3 separate regions of the Homo sapiens genome follow, and all the other regions are linked to region 1. The links are chromatin contacts, found by Hi-C or POLR2A ChIA-PET in ENCODE. All regions are on one chromosome and are shown on one strand. Each heading gives the region's core, a stretch centred on a gene start or an enhancer-like site at or near the end of the contact. The rest is flanking DNA. Distances are from core to core; before and after follow the strand shown.

Evidence for each region. A loop is a pair of places that touch in the nucleus more often than their neighbours do. ChIA-PET counts read pairs that join two places held with the same protein, here RNA polymerase II (POLR2A). Pooled maps may share reads with other maps.
Region 2: a loop to region 1 is called in a map with no recorded cell type, with 6 times the contacts of the local background. The contact joins the enhancer-like site here to the promoter of CDK13-DT in region 1. A Hi-C loop is called at or near these places in 1 of 37 single-sample maps with no recorded cell type and 3 of 50 pooled maps. POLR2A ChIA-PET finds 5 or more read pairs at or near these places in 1 of 52 experiments (activated B cell).
Region 3: a loop to region 1 is called in a pooled map, with 10 times the contacts of the local background. The contact joins the promoter of HERPUD2-AS1 here to the promoter of CDK13-DT in region 1. A Hi-C loop is called at or near these places in 10 of 50 pooled maps. POLR2A ChIA-PET finds 5 or more read pairs at or near these places in 2 of 52 experiments (CD4-positive, alpha-beta T cell and activated T-cell).

Annotation. Positions count from the first base shown.
Region 1 is chr7:39,947,827-39,950,827 of GRCh38, forward strand. CDK13-DT (CDK13 divergent transcript) reads right to left here and starts at 1,593. Exons shown (of 1, transcript NR_158201.1): 1 at 1-1,593. CDK13 (cyclin dependent kinase 13) reads left to right here and starts at 2,430. Exons shown (of 14, transcript NM_003718.5): 1 at 2,430-3,001. The coding sequence starts at 2,816. RefSeq lists enhancers at 668-857, 879-1,798, 988-1,037, 1,298-1,427, 1,498-1,747 and 2 more and a silencer at 1,988-2,217.
Region 2 is chr7:43,658,136-43,661,125 of GRCh38, forward strand. All of the region lies in intron 1 of COA1 (cytochrome c oxidase assembly factor 1), which reads right to left. Among named protein-coding and RNA genes, the nearest start is that of COA1, 70 kb to the right of the region's middle. Within about 2 kb of position 1,301, at least 6 of the 41 ENCODE cell types and tissues checked have a DNase peak (open chromatin) inside an H3K27ac peak, as active enhancers do.
Region 3 is chr7:35,693,568-35,696,964 of GRCh38, forward strand. HERPUD2-AS1 (HERPUD2 antisense RNA 1) reads left to right here and starts at 1,639. Exons shown (of 1, transcript NR_136255.1): 1 at 1,639-3,397. HERPUD2 (HERPUD family member 2) reads right to left here and starts at 1,568. Exons shown (of 9, transcript NM_022373.5): 1 at 1,234-1,568; 2 at 617-1,060. The coding sequence starts at 763. RefSeq lists an enhancer at 707-1,594 and a silencer at 1,037-1,446.

The sequences.
Region 1 (3,001 bases), core at 343-2,842:
TTACACATGGGAATTATCCATTTACTATGGATCAAGTTTTCTTTGAAAATATATGATAGAAGATGACATTCTCAAGTGGAACTGGTTGTACACGAGGGGAGCTGCAAGCTAAACCTCTTATTTGCTCTCTTTGTTCTGTTATTCCAGTCTATCTAACGTAGGACGATGGAACAAGTTGATCCTACATGTTTCTGAAAAAGCCACTTGCTAAACAGTCTTTGGTAGGAGGCTGGCTACAGGACCTTCACTCAACAATACTGTCAACCAGAAATTTGTTTTAGGAACCCTGCCCCCTATTTTTCTATTCAGTTTCCCAATGCCCATCCCATGGTGTTGCCCACCCAGGCCTGCCCTCCTGGGAAATGCTCTGACTTTAAGATTACCTATTCCTTTGCCTCCTCCTTTATCCTTCAGCAAACCAACATCCTTTGTACTCGGTCAGTGAAGTCTGATCTTAGCTTAAATCAGGCCAGTCTGTGATACTGTGATGTCAAACTGATTAAAATAATTTACACTAAGGTATTAACGATGGATAGATACCAAGTGTTTAAGAACTAAACCAACTGATGATCTGAACAAATGAATTTTCAAAGGGGTTACTACATTTAGTCATTGAACAGACGGCTTAGCTTTTTCTTTTATTAGAGGCAGGGCCTCGCCCTGCTGATTGGCCAGGCTGGGGTGCTGTGGCACGGTCATGGCTCACTCCAGCCTCGAACTCTTGAGCTCCAGAGATCCTCCTGCCTCAGCCTCCGGAGTAGCTGGGACTACAGGCGTGTGCCACTGCACAGGGTTAGCTTGCGTTTCCAACCATTCTAAAAGCCAATAAGCCATTTACATTTTAATCTAATTATCCCGAGTGCTTAGTCTGTAACTGAAGGGCAATTCTAAGGCAAGAAATGAGATGTGAGGTCACTATATGGCTATGTTTGGCAACCCCAAAGGTTTAGATATGAAGGTGAAAGTGGGTGAAGTACTAAGAGGGCAGTCCTCATTCGCACAAGATGTTTTTATTTCAAGCCTCCTGAGAATTTGGAATTTTCAGTAGTTCCTTTTAACATTCCACTTATTTCCTGTATTGATTTAAAGCTTTAAAAATTTTTATTTTAAAGTAAATAGTGTTACCGAAGCTTGAGCTGTGATTCCCAAGTGTGTTTTTTAGGATAAGAAGGGGCCTCGCGGAAGTTGCGGTGAGCCGAGATCGCACCATTGCACTCCAGCCTGGGCAACGAGAGCGAAACTCAGTCTCAAAAAAAAAAAAAAAAAAAATGGGGCCTCGAACTTTGGCGTACGTGAGACAAGTTAAACCAACGCCATCTCCACCCTGTTTTGCGGGGTGTTTTCTCTCCTTTCGCAGCTGTTCCACTCCCAGGGCTTGACTGAAGGTACACGGGGGGTAACTGCCTACTCCAGAAGGCCACCAACAGCATTATTTCCCTCGCAGTCTCCAGAAACACTTGTTCTCACTGTGACCTTTCGCTCAACAGGCAGGCAGTGCGGCGTCTGCAGAGCCGGAACCGGCACTGCGCGCTGGACGCAAGCAACAAGCACGACAGGCGCGCCACCACGGGCAGAGTCTCAAGCAACAGCAGTGGGCGGCACACGAATCCTCTCCTTTCTTTAACCCTTCTTCACACGGAGTCCCACCCTCGCCGGAAGCCGAGCGGTTTCTACATCATGCCACTTCCGGTGCGGCCTGCCGGCCCCTGGCGGGAGCGAGCACGCCAGTGCGCGGTAACTTTGTTCCCGCCTCTCTTGCCCCGGCCACCTCTCATCTTCGGCTTTCTCTGAGCGTGAATTGCGGGCGCGCTCCCGGTCGTACGTCAGGGCTGAGGGGAAAAGCCGAAAGAGCGAGGCGAGAAGGAGGGGTTGTGGAGGTTAGGGCCCAACCAGCAAGTCCCGTTGCTCTCCCTCCTCCTGACGAGGAGCGGAGAGGGAAGGGGAGGAGCGAGCCGGGGCAGGCCGCGCACACCAGGAGCCTCCTCGTGGAGGGGGGGAGCGGAGGAAAGGGGTAGCTCCGCCACCTCTGCTGGCGGCGGCGGCGGCGGCGAAAGAAGAAGAAAGTCAGGGCCCGTACCTACCGCCACAGACTCAGAAACGCCCCTGCCCCCATCTCCCCGGAAATAGCCCCCCGCCCAGCCCCGCACAGTCGCTGCCCCAACCGAGAGCCGCAGCCCGGTCGCCCCCGCCTCGCCCCGCCCCGCTGCCCAGCCCCGCGGGCCGCAGAGTGCGCGAGGCCCTAGGCCGGGAGTTGTTGTCAGGCCCAGGCCACTTCCGAGGCGCCTGCGGTGTGTCGCCGCCACCACAGGAGGACGACGTCGACGCCGAGGAGGAGGCGGTGGAGGCGTGTTGTTGTCTCGCCCACTCCCCTCCCCTGAACTTGCACCCAACGTCAGGGCGCGATGGAGTGAAGCGGCGACGAAGGTGGTACTTCCGCGTTGCGCTGCCCGAGCCGAGAGCGCGGCCAAGGCCGCTCCCCCACCCCCGGGGGCACTTGGAGGACTCGGGACTCCCCCGCAGGTCAGCGCCCGGCGCATCTGGTGTTTTCGCTGCCGAGGATAGGACGACGAGCGCAATCGGGAGCTCCGCCGCCCGGATTCCTGCTTCCCTGGGGCCCGGAGGCTGCTGCGTACCCCACTGTGACCTGGAACCCAGGGACCCGAGTCCCGACCCGGATTATCGTGGCGCTTTTCCCGGCCGGCTCTGGTGCTCGGTGTCCCTCCGCCGCCGCTCCCGTTTCCGGCGGGGGAGATGGCCAGGATCTGACCCGGGAGGAGGCCGCACCCGCGCCGCGCTCTGCGGCTGGCTCTAGGCGATGCCGAGCAGCTCGGACACGGCGCTGGGGGGAGGCGGGGGCCTGAGCTGGGCGGAGAAGAAGTTGGAGGAACGCCGCAAGCGGAGGCGATTCCTGTCCCCTCAGCAGCCGCCGCTGCTGTTGCCGCTCCTGCAGCCGCAGCTCCTGCAACCGCCGCCGCCCCCGCCGCCTCTGCTCTTCCTGGCT
Region 2 (2,990 bases), core at 51-2,550, 3.7 Mb after region 1:
GGAGGCCGAGGCGGGTGGATCACGGGGTCAGGAGATCGAGACCATCCTGGCTAACACAGTGAAACCTCGTCTCTACTAAAAATACAAAAAATTAGCCCAGCATGGTGGCGGGCACCGGGAGGCGGAGGCAGGAGAATGGCGTGAACTTGAGAGGCAGAGCCTGCAGTGAGCCGAGATTGCGCCACTGCACTCCAGCCTGGGCGACACAGCGAGACTGTCTCAAAAAAAAAAAATTTACCACTGAAAAGAAATTAGCTCAAAGATGTGATAAAATGTCATCTGAGAACAAATCAAACCTCTCGAAACTAAGATATAACATAAACACCTGATAAAACATATGCTAATATTCATAATGAATTATAAAACCCAAATAATGAATGAAATCGAATTGTTTTCTAAACTGTACTTTCTTAAGACCAAATAACATAGTAAGGGTTGTTCTCCCTCTAAAATCTACTCTAATTTCACTCCTACCTCTCGCCAGTGTTCACTATCAAAACCTTGAAATATTCAAGTGGGAAATGCCATGTGAAGACTCTCTCAAAAATAAGCAAACAAATAAATATCATGACATACTAGAATATGAAAGGGGGAAGCGCAATTTTAATGTGGCAGTGAAGAACGGCACCTCTGCCAAGGTGACATGTGAGACTGGAGGGATCATTTGAAAACCAGGGGAAGGGCACGCCAAACACGCCAAGGCCCTGAGGCAGCCACAGGCTCGGTATCTTCAAGAAGCAGAAGGCAGGCTCGTGAATGAGGTGTGGAAGAGGAGGCCAGGCAAGAGGGCAGGGTCTTCATCATGCAGGTTTTGTAGGTATGGTAGGGAGTCTGGATTTTACTCAAAGTGTAAGAGAAGATGCTGAAGGTTTCAATCAGGAAATGACACAGTATGACTTGCTTTTTGTTAAAGATTTCTCTAGAAAGGACAAGAATGGAAGCAGGGAGTCCAATTAAAAGGCTCCATGGCAGAGCTGGTGGTGGCTTGGACTAGCTGGTAGCAGCAGACCTGCAAAGAAGTAAATCCACTTGAGATATGAAGCAGAATTAACAGGACTTGTTGACAAATTATTAACAGAAATTGGGGAAAGGGTGAAGGACAAGGCGCATAGCAGAGTGATTTCTGAATTTATCAATATTATCCTTAAACCTCCTTACAAAAAACTTGAGCATTGAAAACTACCATGCAGTTGGAACTTAGTAATGATAAAGAGTCTTGATGGAAAGTTTTAAATAGAAAACCATGATTTCTAAATCATTAGTCATGACATCTGCTTGAACAAATACATTTCAAGGCCATTCTCTTGTAGATTTTAAACCACAGCAAGAAGGTATTCAGTACTTTCTGGCATAAAAACTTCATGGAATGGACTCTGATTCATAACCATTTTGCAAATGAATATGAGTAGGGCAAACCCTATTAAACATTTACTTCAGCATTCCTATTAAGAGCCTCCATTTTAGAAAAAAACATTTATAAAAATAAAACAATTTGGTATCAGTGACTACAAAAGGAATCTGGGAGGTTTGCTATTGACTCTTCCCTCCCTAGAGTCCTCCCTTTATTCTCACAGACTCAGGTGTTTGCTTTCTATTTCTCTGGAGAGTCCTCTCCACTCCCCTGCCTGTTTTACATAGCCCCCCATTCTATATTAGGGGCTGAATTGTGTCCTCCCAAAATTCATATGTTGAAGCCCTAATTCCCAGGTCCTCAGAACATCACAGTATCTGGAAAAAAGGTCTTTAAAGAGGTAATTAAATTAATATGAGATTTTCAGGGTGCATCTTAATCCGATAAGAAATCTGGACTCAGACATACACACATACAGAGAAAAGACTGTGTTAAGACAAAAGGAGAGGGTGGCATCTACAAGCCAAGGCAAAAGGCCTCAGAGGAAACCAACCCTGACAACACCTTCATCTTCAACTTCTACCTCCAGACCTGTGAGAAAATATATTCCTGTCATTTAAACCACCCAGTCTGTGCTATTTTGTTAATGACGGACCTAGCAAATTGATACACTCTATATACCCTTTCCTACTCCCCGACCCCAAGAACATCTCATTCAAGGGCATGAATCTAGGTCTACTAAAATAATCCCCACATCTCTATCTCCAGGCCAGGTGTCCCTTCTGCACTTGAAATTCCTAGTAAATACTTCCACAAGTCCCCATGTGAGCTCCTGCCCTGACCCTCCTCCACTCCACACCAGGTCTCCCCTTCCTGCATTCCCTACTTGGTGAACGGAACCAACCCAGGTGCCTAAATCAGATACCTGGGAGTCATCCTCATAAAAACAAAAGTGGCTTCCATATGTTTACTCACATGCAAGAAAGAGCTTTGCATGTATCTTATCAAATCTTCTTAAGGGTCTTATAAAGCAGGAATTACTCTCCCTATTTTGTAAGTGAAGAAGCTGAGATTTGGGTTAATTGTGAGAGCCACTCCTTTAAGAAGTGACAGAGTCAGGATTTGAGCCCAGGTCTGCCTGACTCCAGGGCCTATGCTCCTCACCTAAATTACCCCCAATCTAATCAGGCCCCCTCAAACCCATACAATCTGTTTCCTAAATATCTTTGGATATTTTCCACCTTGTCTTTATCCTCCAAATGCCCTAATTTGGCCCCTAAGTATCTCTTTCAACCAAGGGGTTATCAAGACTGCTCTGCCTTTGGCCTCATTCCTCTCTAGTCTAGAATCCTTCTAATACAGAAAACTGATTGTATCCCATTCTTCAATGGCTCCCCATCCTATTCAGAATAAAATCTAAGCTTCTTTGCATTACACGGTCTTACTGCCCAGTTTCCTCACCACATTCTTAAATCCCAACCACCCTCCTGAGTTACACTGAGCAGAACATGGTAAGTGCCACAGGCCCTGGCACTTCCTGTCCACCCTGGCAACCCTAACCACCCTTTAAGTCTCAGCTCAAATGCTAATTTTAGTGTTAGAAGAGGTCCTTGGCTTACCAAGGCAAACTTAATTTTCT
Region 3 (3,397 bases), core at 389-2,888, 4.3 Mb before region 1:
AAGAAAGGATATATCTCTCACTCGCATATTAGGTTGATGACTTTAAGTCCAAAGAAAGTAGTCCCTTTTCCATGCCTGCCAATTCTTTGAGACAGAGTCTCACTGTGCCACTCAGGCTGGAGGGCAGTGGTGCGATCTTGGCTCACTGCAACCTCCGCCTCCCGGGTTCAAGCGATTCTCCTGCCTCAGCCTCCTGAGTAGCTGGGATTACAAGCATGCGCCACCACGCCCAGCTAATTTTTGTATTTTCAGTAGACATAGGGTTTCACCATGTTGGTAAGGCTGGTCTCGAACTCCTGACCTCGTGATCCGCCCGCCTTGGCCTCCCAAAGTGCTGGGATTACAGGTGTGAGCCACCGCGCCCGGTCTTTGCCTGCCAATTCTTAAGTCCCTTGATATTTCTGCTTCCTCTTACTAATTAACTGAACCTCATCAGGAAAATATTAATGATGGTTCGAACACTCAGGAGACACAACCTCAGAACTCAAAATACCTCGCGGTCTACCAAAAGAGACCTATTTGATTCAAGACTGGAGGGGAGAAGCAGGAAAAAGGAGGGTACACGGCACGAAAAGCTGCTGGTCAGAGCAGCTGCCCCCAGCTTTTACACACTTACTGGTTTGCTAGGGTAAACGTTAGATAGATGCGTTTTTAGTTTCCCCACGGTCCAGTTCAAGAAGCAGCTAATAGTCTGGTCACTGTATTTCTGATTCGGTGCTTTAATGATGAGGGTCACAGGAATCTCCATCCCACTTTGGTCCATGGTGCCCCCAAAGTCAGACAGAGTCCAGAGGAGCGGCAGTTAAGCCCAAAAGAGCCGAGATGGTCACCGCCGGCGCGACTGGGATGAGGACAGAAGTGAGTTCTTAGTATTCCGTGTCCAAGTCAGTTACAAGTGCACTGGAGGATACGAAGCCCATTGCCGGTACCAAGGATGGACTGAGGTGGTGGCGACTGCGACGGTGGGGTCTGGGTGCCCGGCCGTGGAGGCAGCTCTCCCCGCCAGGTCCGGGCTCCGCCGGGCTCCGGACTGTGGAGGCCGTCGTGAGGAGAAAGGAAGCTATACGAAGGAAGGGTGGGAGGGATGAGGGCACAACGGCCGGCCCGGGGTCACTGCCCCGCCCCACCGCGACCCCCAAGCTGGAACGCAACAAGGCCCCTACGCCACGGCCCCGCGGTGCGGATCGGGGAAGCAGCTGGGCCGCTCAGGGCGGTCAGCGGGCACTGGGGTACCTGAGAGAAGGCCGCGGGGCCCGCCACCGCCGCCCTCCGCGCCCAGGCAGGGCCGCCAGCCACACCGTCCGGCCAGGCGTTTTCCGTGGCAGCCGCTCCCTTCCTGCTGCGCGGCGACCGGCACGGCCCAGCCCCGGGTCTCGCGAGGAGGCGCGGGTGAAAGGGAGAGAAGCTGACCGAAGGCGCGGCCCGGCTCTCCGCCTGACCCCTCAGTCTGGACAGCGCAGGGTGGCGGCAAGGCAGGGCTGGGCCGGGGGCGGCCCAGGCGACTACAGGTAGCAGGAGGGCGGGGACGAGAGCCGTTGCGCCACCGCTGGCGCGCCGGTTTTGTTGTTATTGCGAGGATTGTCTGGGGCCCCTTTAAGCCGGAACAGGCAGGGCGGAAGTGCGTCACCGGCGGCACGCCCCTGCACATGGACCTCCCCCGTCCCCGCCATCCCTGCCGATCCTGTTGCTGCCGCCTTCCCGCCGTGCTCGGGCTGCCCGGGACTCTAGCCGCCAGGCTTCGCGTCGCCCAGCGGCAGATCGGGCTCCTGGGAGCCTCTCCCCTGGCCGTTTGCTCGGCCTCGGCCCCAGCTGCCCTGGGGCCTAGCCACTAGCTCCCCTGGCGCTAGCCTACCCTGTCTTGACCGCACCCTGAAGATTTGGGAAGTCTTTCTCCATCCCAAGAGTCGTCTCTGCAAAAGTTGGTGTCCTTCCTGGTGCTGAACCACGCTTCTGCTCAAAATGTGTTGAGCGTCGTCTGTCTGCAAAGCACGGTGCCAGGAGCTTTGGTGGAGAAGGCATGGGGTACATGTGTAAAGAGTACAGGCTTTTGGTTAAACCTGAAGTCCTCCTCTACTTTCTGGGGGACCCTGGCCGTCCTTGCTGAGCCTCCGTTGACTTCTCTAATGGGGACGGTAATGCCTACCTGACCACAAGCTGATGAGTAAATGAGCTATGAGTGCAAAGTGTGGTGCAGTTCTGGCGTGTGCCAGCCTCTCAAGTGTCAGTTTCCGTCTCATTCCTCTTAATCTTCACTAAAATGGACAAGTATTCATTGAGCACCTAATGCGTGTTCAGTATGGTGGGAGATGAGGGATGACAGTATTATTTTTCTATTTTATAGGTTAGACATAGAACAAAAGGTTGAGTCTATTGCCCATAGCCGAACTTTTCTTCATTTTCTACTGTGGTTTAGAAGTCGGTATAGTAAGTTAAGGGTTGTTAGATGTGCATTTTCACAGCTCCCAGCTTCCACTTAGGAGTAGATAACATAGGGGACTTTGCGAGCTGGTCTCTTTCCCTCTTAGCTTCAGAAGGGCTTCGAGGTAGCCACCACTGAATTAGTTGAGAGACAAGGCACCCCTACGGAGGAAATCTCAACTGCACAACCCCTACTGTGCCCCAATTCAGCAGGAAGCAGTTAGAGCGGTGGTCAAACCTCCCCAATAGCACTTGGGTTTTCCTGTTGAGAGGGGGTACTGAGAGACAGGACTAGTTGGATTTCCTAGGCTGGCTAAGAATCCCTAAGCCTAGCTGGGAAATTGACCACGTCCACCTTTAAACACGGGGCTTGCAATTTAGCTCACACCCGACCAATCAGGTAGTAAAGAGAGCTCACTAAAATGCTAATTAGGGAAAAACAGGAGGTAAAGAAGTAGCCAATCATCTATCGCCTGAGAGCACAACAGGAGGGACAATGATCAGGATATAAACCCAGGCATTCAAGCCAGCGGTGGCTACCCTCTTTGGGTCCCCTCCCTTTGTATGGAAGCTCTGTTTTCACTCTATTAAATCTTGCAATTGCACACTTTTCTGGTACGTGTGTGTCACAGCTCAAGCTGAGCTTTCGCTCACCGTCCACCACTGCTGTCTGCCGCTGTCACAGACCCACAGCTGACTTCCATCCCTCTGGATCCAGCGAGGCGCCCATTGCTGCTCCTGATCGGGCTAAAGGCTTGCCCTTGTTCCTGCAGGGCTAAGTGCCCAGGTTCGTCCTAATCTAGCTAAACACTAGTCACTGGGTTCCACGATTCTCTTCCATGACCCACAGCTTCTAATAGAGCTATAACACTCGCCGCTTGGCCCAAGATTCCATTCCTTGGAATCCATGAGGCCAAGAACCCCAGGTCAGAGAACACAAGACTTGCCACCATCTCGGAAGTGGCCCGTCACCATCTTG